4 separate regions of the Mus musculus genome follow, and all the other regions are linked to region 2. Evidence: chromatin loops called from intact Hi-C (ENCODE). Cell type or tissue: heart. All regions are shown on one strand.

Region 1 (2,500 bases), 140 kb after region 2:
TGACCAGCTCTATCTTGCTGCCCAAGTGAGCTACAGGGTGACTCTCCCGAGTGTTGCAGTCTGTGAGGGACATGGTCAGTTCTCCCACTCTCTTTACCCAGGGGCCAGATCTCCTACCTGCCATAGATGGTAAGAGATGAAGGAGGGGAGGAGGGTATCTCTACTTCCTCTGCACAACAACCCAACAGACAAGAGGCAGTGCCAGCTCTCCTACACTTGTGCCCTTAGGGCTAGCTCACTCACAACCCCCACAACCCCCAGCTATACTGTGCTGCTCAGGTGAGGTATAGGGACTGCTCTTTTGAGTGCTGCAGCAGATAAGGAGCAAGGCCAGTTTTCCTGCTTTCATGATCCCAGGACCCACTATCACAGGATGCTTTGGTGAAGGATTGGGCCAGTTCTGTACAGCCTTCAAACATCAACCTTTCTCTGGGCAGCAGCCCAGAACAGGGGCATCCTTCACTTTGCCTTTGGAGGTAACAGAGTTCTGTTACTGTATGGCTATGGACCCAGACATGGCCTTCTGTAACAATGCGGGACTACATCACCATGGTCCCAGATGACATCACAGGCTACTCACATCAGGATGTTCCTCACTCCAGTTCTGCCTCTCCTCGTGTGCCCATACCCTTCTGTTTCTCTTTGTCTTCCAATTCTCTACCGCTTACTTGCTCCTCTTACTAGCACCTAGGGTCTCTGAATGTCTGGGGTTGTCTCAGGAGTACAATGCCCTGTTCATGCGTTATGGTGCTAGTCAGGGGTCCTGTCAGGCATGGCCTATCCCCTTAGGCCTGCATAGCCCTCCACTGGCAATCATCTCAGGATACCTCTCTGCCCAGACCCCATGGCACCATTCTGATGGTCATCTCAGCCCTGGACACTGTATGCTTCCCCATCCCCCCACCCCTGCCCCCGACAGGCCCCTCATGCCAGACTGGTAGCTTTTCTGACAGGCCTTTTTCCAGAAATGTGAGGTAAATTATTCATGGGTCAGAACACTGAACTAGACATAGCTTCTCTCCTCTCTGCCATCTACTGGCAGACATGTGATATAGCAGCCACACCTGTAAGGCTTCTAGATGGCAGGGCCTCTTAAGGTACTTTTGTTATTGTTGCTATTTTTATTATTGTTATTGATGTTACTGTAGATTTTATGGCTAATAAGGCTTGTGTCCATCATCCTAATATTTGTCTAAACTTGCAATATGCAAAGTAAATGTCTTCTTTATTTTGATAATTCTTTTTGTGTTCTTTTTATTTTTTTGGGCATTCTTATGAAAGCTGTCCTCAACCTCATCTGATTTTGTCTTAGAAGCATGGCCAGGGGACTGGTGGTGGCGGGGCTCTCTACACCAATATAGGGTAACTAGGTTGGTTGCCTGCATGGAGGTCCCAGAAACTCAGAAGTCAGGGAAGCCCAGAGCAGAACAAGGAAAGGACTCATGAGATAATTGCAGAATGGAAGTTTCTTATACTATTCTGTACCAGACTCGGACTCTACGGTCTTCACACCCACTGTGAGCGTCTTCTCACAGATAAGACCTCTTGGCGTTTGCTTGTTTAAACAAAATCAGAGAGTTACTGACATATTTAAGTGTATACAGAATTAAGACAACTTTTGAATTAAACTGCTCAACAAGAAAACAGTGTAAGACTTGTTACGAACAAAATATATTGATAACTTAGTAATGGACACCCCAGAATCAGTAAACAATATGATTGGTTTATTCTTGCTAAGTAAAATTTTCGAAGAGTTTTAGTAAGGGTAAAATGTGTTAGACTGTGAAGCAAAACCGTTTGAGTGGTTGGATTCCATTTTGACTCTGACAGAAAGACACCTTTGTGCCTTGATAGGTTAGCTTCCCAGTTTAAAGCGCTCAGTACAGTACAGCCTTGATGAGATGCAGAACTGCAGTTGAGGGCAAGCATAGTGCTGGCCAGGGAAAGATTGTGCAACGGGGAAGTTTCATTTCTAATTTCGGGCCTAACTTTTTATAGTTAGAAAACTGTTTCAGAAGTTTGGCGCAATCTCAGTTCCACAGTCCCATACAGAAAATATGACTTACCTAGGAAACAATGTCTTAGCCCATAGAGCTGTGTCTGAAGAACAAGGCTAGAGGATGTTGCTTGATTTAAAAGGGCAGTGAACACGGGATGGTGCTGGACCAAGGCCCCCTTATCTTGTTACAAGAGCTCAGAGGGACCTGTTAAAAAGACATTCTCTTACTGACTGGAGATGAGGAGCTCCGAGATGCGGAGGCATTCTAAGCTGGAAAACAAGGTGTGAGCCTAAATGTGGCTGAAGTGGAACAAAGGCGTGTAAGGATCTCGGATTGCCAACAAAAGTAGCTGCGGTTTCCAGGGAGGGTGGTTGGAAAAACCTTGGTGGAAGGAGAGTCCCTCGGGAGGTGGCAGAAGGCGCAGCCCCGCCCTTAGTAGCTCCGCCCCTGTCACCCCGCCCCCACCCGCGCGGACCAATAGGAGGCCGGGATGTTAGAGT
Region 2 (2,500 bases):
TCCCAGGGTAATACTGGCAACCTCTAATGATGCTCACGAGGAAGGCCAAGATATGAGGAATGAGGCACATACACTGCAGAATACTAGTGATAAGGAAACTCCCTGCTTGGAAATGACTTGCTTGGAAAAGAAACCCTGGCCAAGCACCAAAAAGAGAAAATCCTAAGCTGCCTTTCGCCCTTTGTACTACCAATCACCTAACTGTTGGTTAGCCAGTACCTTGGAAGGAAGCAAAAGGAGATGTGCAAGATTTGTGGTAGCTCAAAATGACCACTCTTGTAAAAAGTTAAGTAAATATGTTCTTTTCCCAGAATTTGCCTCACTGCAAGGTGCGCTAAGAGATAGTCCTCTGATTGTTTAGAAAAACCCACTCAATGTCTCCGGTCCTTAAGTCTGTCCCCTTAATGCCGTTAAAGGTTAACTAATGATAAACTGCTAAACTGTGACTGAAAACTGCTCTTAAGAATGTATAAAAGGTGTGTGCTTTAGCTACTCGGGGTTGCTTCTATCCTGATTTCAGGATGACCCCAGCATGCTGGATCAATAAACCTCTTGTTTTTTGCATCAATCTTTGTCTCTGCGTCTCTGTGAGTGTGGGACATAACGGACCTAAGGCTTTTCGGGTCTTACAGACGCATGGAGGGAGAGCCAATTTAAGGAAGCAAGGACAAGAGGCTTGTGTGCATCCATGCTTAGTTTGTCACCAAGGGAAATTCTGAGAAATCCCTTGGGAGTTACAGGTATCTGCAGATGTGAAATCTGCCTCTTGTTTTTTCAAATATTATTGCTTTCACCCAGGCAGTCTAGCCCAAAAGCAAGGACTGTAGGGTACAAGGAGAGAGCTGGGATGCGCATCTGTCCACTAGCAAACAGAACTAAAATCCTGGAATGACCCTTCTCAGTGTCCTTGGGTGATTTCACTGCTCTCCTCCTTTCACTGGGTTGGAAGAACCCCATTCTATCACAATAGCAAGAAAATGGAAGTCCACAATCTTCAGCGTTCATAACTGTTTTTACTCTGTGTTAAAAATCAAATGACTCATGTTATGAGGGTTCTTAAAAAGGCCGGTTGCCCATTTTAATATTTTCGGAGTATATGACTGTTTATTTCAATAGACAATCATCCCTCAGATTCGGCGAAATGAACAGTACTGATAAGGAAGATGGAGAGGGTGGGAAACCTACACAGTCAGATGGAGCTATCCAAACAGCGATAGTGACAGGGGAGGGCGGAGATCAAGGACTCTCTGCAAAGAAGGTCTGTTTGCCCCTTCTGTTTTGTTGCACAATCCGGCAATGCTGCGGGTGTAAAATCGGTCAGAGAAAATCAGCCTCCACTCCGGGGAGCAGCGTCTTTCGGGTGCAGCTGGCAGACGCAATTCCTGGAACACAGAGCGGCGAGTCTCCCCCCGCGGTTCGCACCGAGTGCGCTGCTCCGGCGGGCGATGACTTCATGCAGCCAGCCTGGAGTAGCCAGCGGCCGCTGCAGCTGCAGGTGGGGCGGGGGCCTTGCGAGCCCAGAGCCCAGCACACGCGGCCAGGCGGGCAGGACTGCAGCCAGGGGCAGCCGGGACGCGTCTCTCCATCCTGAAGGTAAGCCGCTGACCCGCGCTTTCCGATCCAAGACGGCTTTCCGCCTGGTTGGGGCTAGCTTTGTAGGATCCGGGAAAGAAGAATTAACCCGCTGCATTCTACAGTGGGAAATGGAGCAAGGGAGTGAAAGGTTGATTAGCCTTGAATTGAAATGGGAAAAGAGGTGTTCGGAAGAAACAAAGGGGCTTTTCAGCCCCCAGCTCTTAAAGGCGACCAGCCATTTCCGTAGCAGGTTGGTTTAAACACTGATGACTATTAGAAATGTAAAACCGTCTGAATGTCCATTTAACCTTTGTGTCTTCTACTTTCCATCAGTCTTTCTCAGGCTTGGGAGGCGTGTGTCCTTTGAAGCAGTTAGGGCAGTAATCCGTAATCTCTCCCCTACACGTCCTCCTTGCTTCTCTGTCATCTCTGGTGTGATACCTGTGTGTTTCTTCTCTCATCTCAATGTCATGACACCTGCTTGCTTCAATACAGTTCCTTTGGGAGTCAGGGTGCAGTGAGAACTTCGCTCCCCTCCCGAGTTCTGCCTAAGGTGGGCTGCACTTGGCAACTTCTACCTTTATTTTCCATCTTCTCTGCCAATCAGCTCATTGATTTTCAGAGATGCTGTATCTCATCGTCTTTTTCCCTTCTTCAGTTCCATGACTGAGTTCATTAAGGACCCAAGAAGGGCTGTGCCTCACAGAGGGTTTCCCTTAACACACCCCTGTAGCTGTACAAAGGAATAAACGTCCCGCTTTCAGCTCCGGACAGACATGGTTTTCCCGAAGTGTTTTTCTTGCTGTCACCCTGGTTGGCTAACGAAAGGCTTGCTTGAGTGGAATAACAGAATATGTTGGGCTATGCAGACTGTTCTCTCTGCATACATGGGTACAGGAAAAGGAAACGGCAGTCTCTCCAAATA
Region 3 (2,500 bases), 66 kb after region 2:
CATAAAGATGTATAAGAGTGTGTTAGGAATTTATGAACCTATGTTCCAAACATTTAAGTACCAAAGTAAAGATGGGGTGGAAGGTTGAATCTCACCGTCCTCACACTCTGCATAAATTGAATCATTCAGGTTAGAGTGGGTCCACTTTCATTTGCCATCATCTGGAAGCATGGACAGTCTGTGGCTGCTGATAAAAGGATCTTTGCCGCATCTATACTTTGATTTAAGACTGACACTATGCAAGTAACTATGTTAGAAATGCATATACAAAACTAATAGCAAACCCATTTTCTTTTCAAATTAGAGTTTCAGTTAGCAAACAAATGATAGGACTGAATTTTAACATTTTTATGTATTTAGCACTTGGTTTTCCTCACATCTTGTCACTCCACTACCATCCCCATTCCTCCCACTCCCTCCCTTTCTGCCCTTCTCCAATGGATTCCTCTTCTGCTTTATCTCATATTCATTCCATAATTGAGAGAGTATATGCAATATTTTTTCATCTTAATAAGTCCCTGACTTGTCATAGCTTGCTATCTGTCTAGAAAGAGAGGTCACCATAATGTTGACAGTGCTTTCTACAGACAAAATTCTGACTTATAACTTGCTGTCTGAAGATGGGGAAAGTGATAAAAGAGAAGATGAGTTTCGGCTGAATTCTGAAGGCTCAGTCTGTTTCACCAAGCAGATTTATTTGCATTCCTGGTGGGGAACTGATTTAAGCAAATTCACCATCACAGATCTCTGAAAAACACTGTGCTATATTCTGCAATATACCAGCATGACATGTGTGGTGAAGTAAAATAGGAAGAAGCAAGAGCCATTTGCCCTTAAAAGGAATTCTAATTTTTAGAATTTATAGACTGTGTGAAGCTTTTGTTCTGTGAATATTGTTCTGGAAGCAGCATTTAAAATAGAATGAAAATGTAAGTGATTAAAAAAAAACTACTTATTGAGAAGTAATTAGAAATTGATTTCAAGGGTGAGAGATAAACAAAAATGTGCTAAACATGGTGTATAATGTTATAGCAAGTGGATGATTGTATAGGAGATGGTATAAAAGAAGATCAGTAGCATGTTTCAAAATTAAAAGGGAGGAAGGAAGGAAGGGAGGAAGGAAGAAAGGGAGGAAGGAAGGAAAGAAGGAAGGAAGGAAGGAAGGAAGGAAGGGAGGGAGGGAGGGAGGGAGGGAGGGAGGGAGGGAGGGAGGGAGGGAGGGAGGGAGGAAGGAAGGAAGGAAGGAAGGAAGAAAGAAAGAAAGAAAGAAAGAAAGAAAGAAAGAAAGAAAGAAAGAAAGAAAGAAAGTGGGCGAGAGGAAGGAAGGTAGGAAAGAAAACAATTCACCAGCAAAGAAAGACAACACTGAGAATATAGTTTAGGAGAAGAAGTTTGAGAAAACATTAGGCCAATGTCCTGCATCCTTTTAGGAAAGAAAGATGGAGCCATCAATGAAAACAGACAATATTTAATGTGTAGTCTTGAAAGGACTGGGGGGGGGGGTCTTTCCCATGGATCAGAGCACAAGGAAGAGTCACCTAGAGGTGAATAAAAGAACTTGTGCAACTCTGCAGACTAATAATAGTCAGAAATGTCTAGCTGAGCCAATTGGCACAATTGCGTGACTTTTTCTGGTAACAGCCACCTGGTAATAAGATCAAAGAATGTGTGCTGGGCTGTTTTCTCAGCATGAAGCAAAGGTAGGAAGGTGATGATCATAATAGCAAGGGGACTTCCTGATGCTTAGATGAAGAGACATGAACCAGTGGGCAGCTGATTTCCATGGTACCACACCTAGTACAAGTACAAAGTGCTGAAGGAACTAAGACGGGCTCAATGTGAAGGGACTTATTCACAAAGTATGAGATGAAAGGAAAGGTGGAGGTGATGGCCAGAGGAGGGGATTTCCAAATACAAGATTTTGGAAATAAAGTAATTTTGAGTAACAATGATTACCATCTCACTTGAAGCACATTAATTATCACATTATCCAGTGCACTTCTTTACTAATTAATAATTAAGAACAAAATGGTTAAAGCTTTCTCTGCAATTCACTCCATGACTGAATGACAGAGCAACAACCGTACTCCAAATTCTTCATGCTGGTGGAAGAAAATGTGTGACACAGGCAGCTAATGAAGAGGAAGATTCATTTGACCCGTGATTTTGTACTTTTCAGTGACCAGGTCCTGGTGCTTTGCAGCTGCAGCTAGGCATCATGGTGGTTCCATACAATGGAAGAGGATATACACCTCTTGGTAGCCAGAAAGCTAAAAAGAGAAAGAAGAGGACCCTGGGTCCCAAAACCCACTTTAAAGTTATGCTTTAAGGATGTAACTCTCTTCTGTTAGATCTTGCCATGTCCAATAGTGACATGGACTGGGTTTAAATGACTGGAATAGATTGTATACTGGTAATCAGTTATGTACTGTTTAAACTTACTGACTAAGCCCTCTGGGAATGTGAAGAGCTTTCTTATCCCAGACACATAGTGTCCTCT
Region 4 (2,500 bases), 61 kb after region 2:
TTTTATGGACCAAACATAGAAATCAAAGAGGACATATGATATGATTGAAAAGTCACATTCTGTAATGATTTAAATAGATGATCAGTTTGTGAAATACTGTCTCAATATAGTATGGAAATGGCTACATATGTATAAAGAAATATTGAAGACAAGCTCTAAATATAAAATGAAATAAACTTAGCTTAACATGTCCTAAAGTAAAATAGTATTAAAAATATCCCTACTAATTATGTAACATAATAACATGAACCTGTTACTTCATCATATAAATACTATATTGATAAAGCCATTAAGACATTTAAATTATCCTTGTACACTCGCTGGTGAATGTGGTGTGCCTTTTCAACTTTTAAATATCCCCAAAGCACTCAACTTCATAAACTTCATAACTAATTTATTATCTTATGCCTATCATTACACATTGGACCCATCCAATAAATTTGATCTTATTTTACTCCTCTTGTGATTTTAAAGATGGAAAAGTAAATAATAAATTAATTTTCTAAATGTTTCATAACCTACATTTTTATTTTTAAAACAATATTTTATCATTTTCTTATTTATTGTATGAGTTCATATACACATGAATGTCAGAGGATGGCTTGTAAAATAGTTTCTCTCCCTCCACCACATGGAACTCAGGAATGCACCTCAGGTGAGAGAGCTGGCTTGCTGACAACTGCCCTGAAACAGTGAACCATCTTTCTGACCCCTGATTTTTGAAAGCTAAATGTTTATCAGAAATACATACAGGGAAACACGTTAGTTTAATGGGAAGGTATCCATTTTAAAAGTATCTGTAGTCCTTAAAATAATACAGAGCTGGGGAAGGAAATAAGACAATCATTTAGAAAGATTCACGTAAGGAAGATCATTGCTAATCTTGGACTCTCAAAGCTGTTATGTGTTTGAAGTGGGTAAACCTAGGCTTCCGTTCTTATGTCAGTGTTTCTACTGACTGTGTAAAATATTAGTGAGTCAGTTAACCCCTCTGCTTCTGTTTCTTCATTTGAAGTGCACTACCTATAGATAGTATTTCTACTGCTAATTAACCATCTCAGCAGTACTCTTACAGGGATTAATCATGAAATATATATATGAAATATTGAAAAAATGATATAGAAATCTCTAACATGAGTACAAAATAAATCACTGGAAGCAGCCAATGCTATTTTACAAAAGACATTGAAAACAAGCTATTTGTGAGATGACTTCTTTCCCATGGGTGGAGCTGAGACAAGAACTGTCCATCTTGCTGAAAGATTCTCCATCAATAATACATTCTTGCTCTTGTCATTTCTCCCTTTACCTGACTGAGGTGTGCTCATATGTGTTGAGCCTATAAGCCATGTATATTCATTTTCAACATTAGTTCAAAATATTTGATAAAACATAAGAATCTAAAAATAAAAAGAACTTAATTCAGACTGCTATGAATTGACCAGAGCTTCCTGTTGCTGAGGCTATTGTTGAAATCTTGTTGTAAGTGGGAGCACACTAAAGAAGGTATTCATGGATAACTGTTCATGTGTTGCTAGAGAAAAGAGAATTTAAGAAATTAATGTAAGAGGACCTGATATTCCCCCTCTAAGGTATCTATCAAGATTACCTGTAAAAATGAGATAAGAAGATCTAAATATGGTTTAAGAAACAAAAGAAAAACTACAGAGTTAGTTTTTTACTAACTAACTAACTACCTAACTAACTAACTAACTAACTGTGTAGTTACTCTTCTTGGTAAATACCTGAGCACCTGCTCAGTCACATTGTAGACTGAAGGATCACCATTCCTAATAATCTCTATAGAAAACAAACTCGGGTTGTTTGTGCCCGGGTGTTTTGCAAAGGTTTTCTTTAAAGTGAATAATGGGATTTGTGACTGCAACATCCAAGCTTCCAAATGAAAAAGATACGTTTTGGAAAATGCCATATCTGGCTCAAAAAAAAAAAAAAAAAAAAACTAATTAGGTTGTATACTAGAAAATGTAACTAGTTGAAAAATTTACCTGACTCAATGCCCAGTGAACAAATATATGCCAAAAGAGTGATGCTCAGTATTGTGTGTGTGCATGCAAGAACAAAAGAGCCACTCATGACACAAGACAGATGTTAGAGACATTAGCAAATGGGGGTGGAAAGCATTTTCTTATGCTTTTACAGTCCACATTGTAAAAAAAGAAAAAAACAACTTTACAAATACCTGAAAAGGCTATTAAAGTTCTCTTCACTGTTGTAAACCTAAAAGAAAAATCGTTATGAGGACAGGTTTTCCTCACATAGCGCAATGGAAGCAACAGATTGCAACAGATCTAGTGCAGGTGCAGATTTGAGAAGCCAGATGTCCCTGATTAAGCCAGACATTTATAAAAGCCAGAGTTACGAATGTAAAACTATACAAAATTTCTGTCATCATTTCCTTTTTCTTTTAAAAACATATTTCCTTTACAAAACAAGTGTTTATGTAAATATATATTAGGTTTATTGGTATATTTCAGAGAAT

Evidence for each region. Hi-C counts contacts between places; a loop is a spot of excess contacts. Peaks named below come from ENCODE experiments on the same cell type or tissue, not always from the same donor. Only the 100,000 strongest peaks of a DNase experiment are listed, where the experiment ranks them.
Region 1: it touches region 2 in a loop (4-fold over the local background); 16 of 42 quality-filtered maps call a loop at or near these places.
Region 3: a loop joins it to region 2, with 4 times the contacts of the local background. A loop is called at or near these places in 14 of 42 quality-filtered maps.
Region 4: it touches region 2 in a loop (2.3-fold over the local background); 14 of 42 quality-filtered maps call a loop at or near these places.

The regions. Positions count from the first base shown.
Region 1 is chr3:7,500,934-7,503,433 of GRCm38, forward strand. Zc2hc1a (zinc finger, C2HC-type containing 1A) reads left to right here and starts at 2,493. Exons shown (of 9, transcript NM_173181.3): 1 at 2,493-2,500. It also overlaps the pseudogene Gm23592. In heart, a CTCF peak has its summit at 1,058 (motif pointing left); a DNase peak (open chromatin) is centred at 2,478; H3K4me3 peaks cover 658 bases; H3K27ac peaks cover 439 bases.
Region 2 is chr3:7,365,160-7,367,659 of GRCm38, forward strand. Pkia (protein kinase inhibitor, alpha) reads left to right here and starts at 1,445. Exons shown (of 3, transcript NM_008862.3): 1 at 1,445-1,593. In heart, no CTCF peak of the experiment used is centred here; a DNase peak (open chromatin) is centred at 1,482; H3K4me3 peaks cover 1,882 bases; H3K27ac peaks cover 1,828 bases.
Region 3 is chr3:7,431,172-7,433,671 of GRCm38, forward strand. All of the region lies in intron 1 of Pkia (protein kinase inhibitor, alpha), which reads left to right. Among named protein-coding and RNA genes, the nearest start is that of Pkia, 66 kb to the left of the region's middle. In heart, a CTCF peak has its summit at 1,552; no DNase peak of the experiment used is centred here.
Region 4 is chr3:7,426,098-7,428,597 of GRCm38, forward strand. All of the region lies in intron 1 of Pkia (protein kinase inhibitor, alpha), which reads left to right. Among named protein-coding and RNA genes, the nearest start is that of Pkia, 61 kb to the left of the region's middle. In heart, no CTCF peak of the experiment used is centred here; no DNase peak of the experiment used is centred here.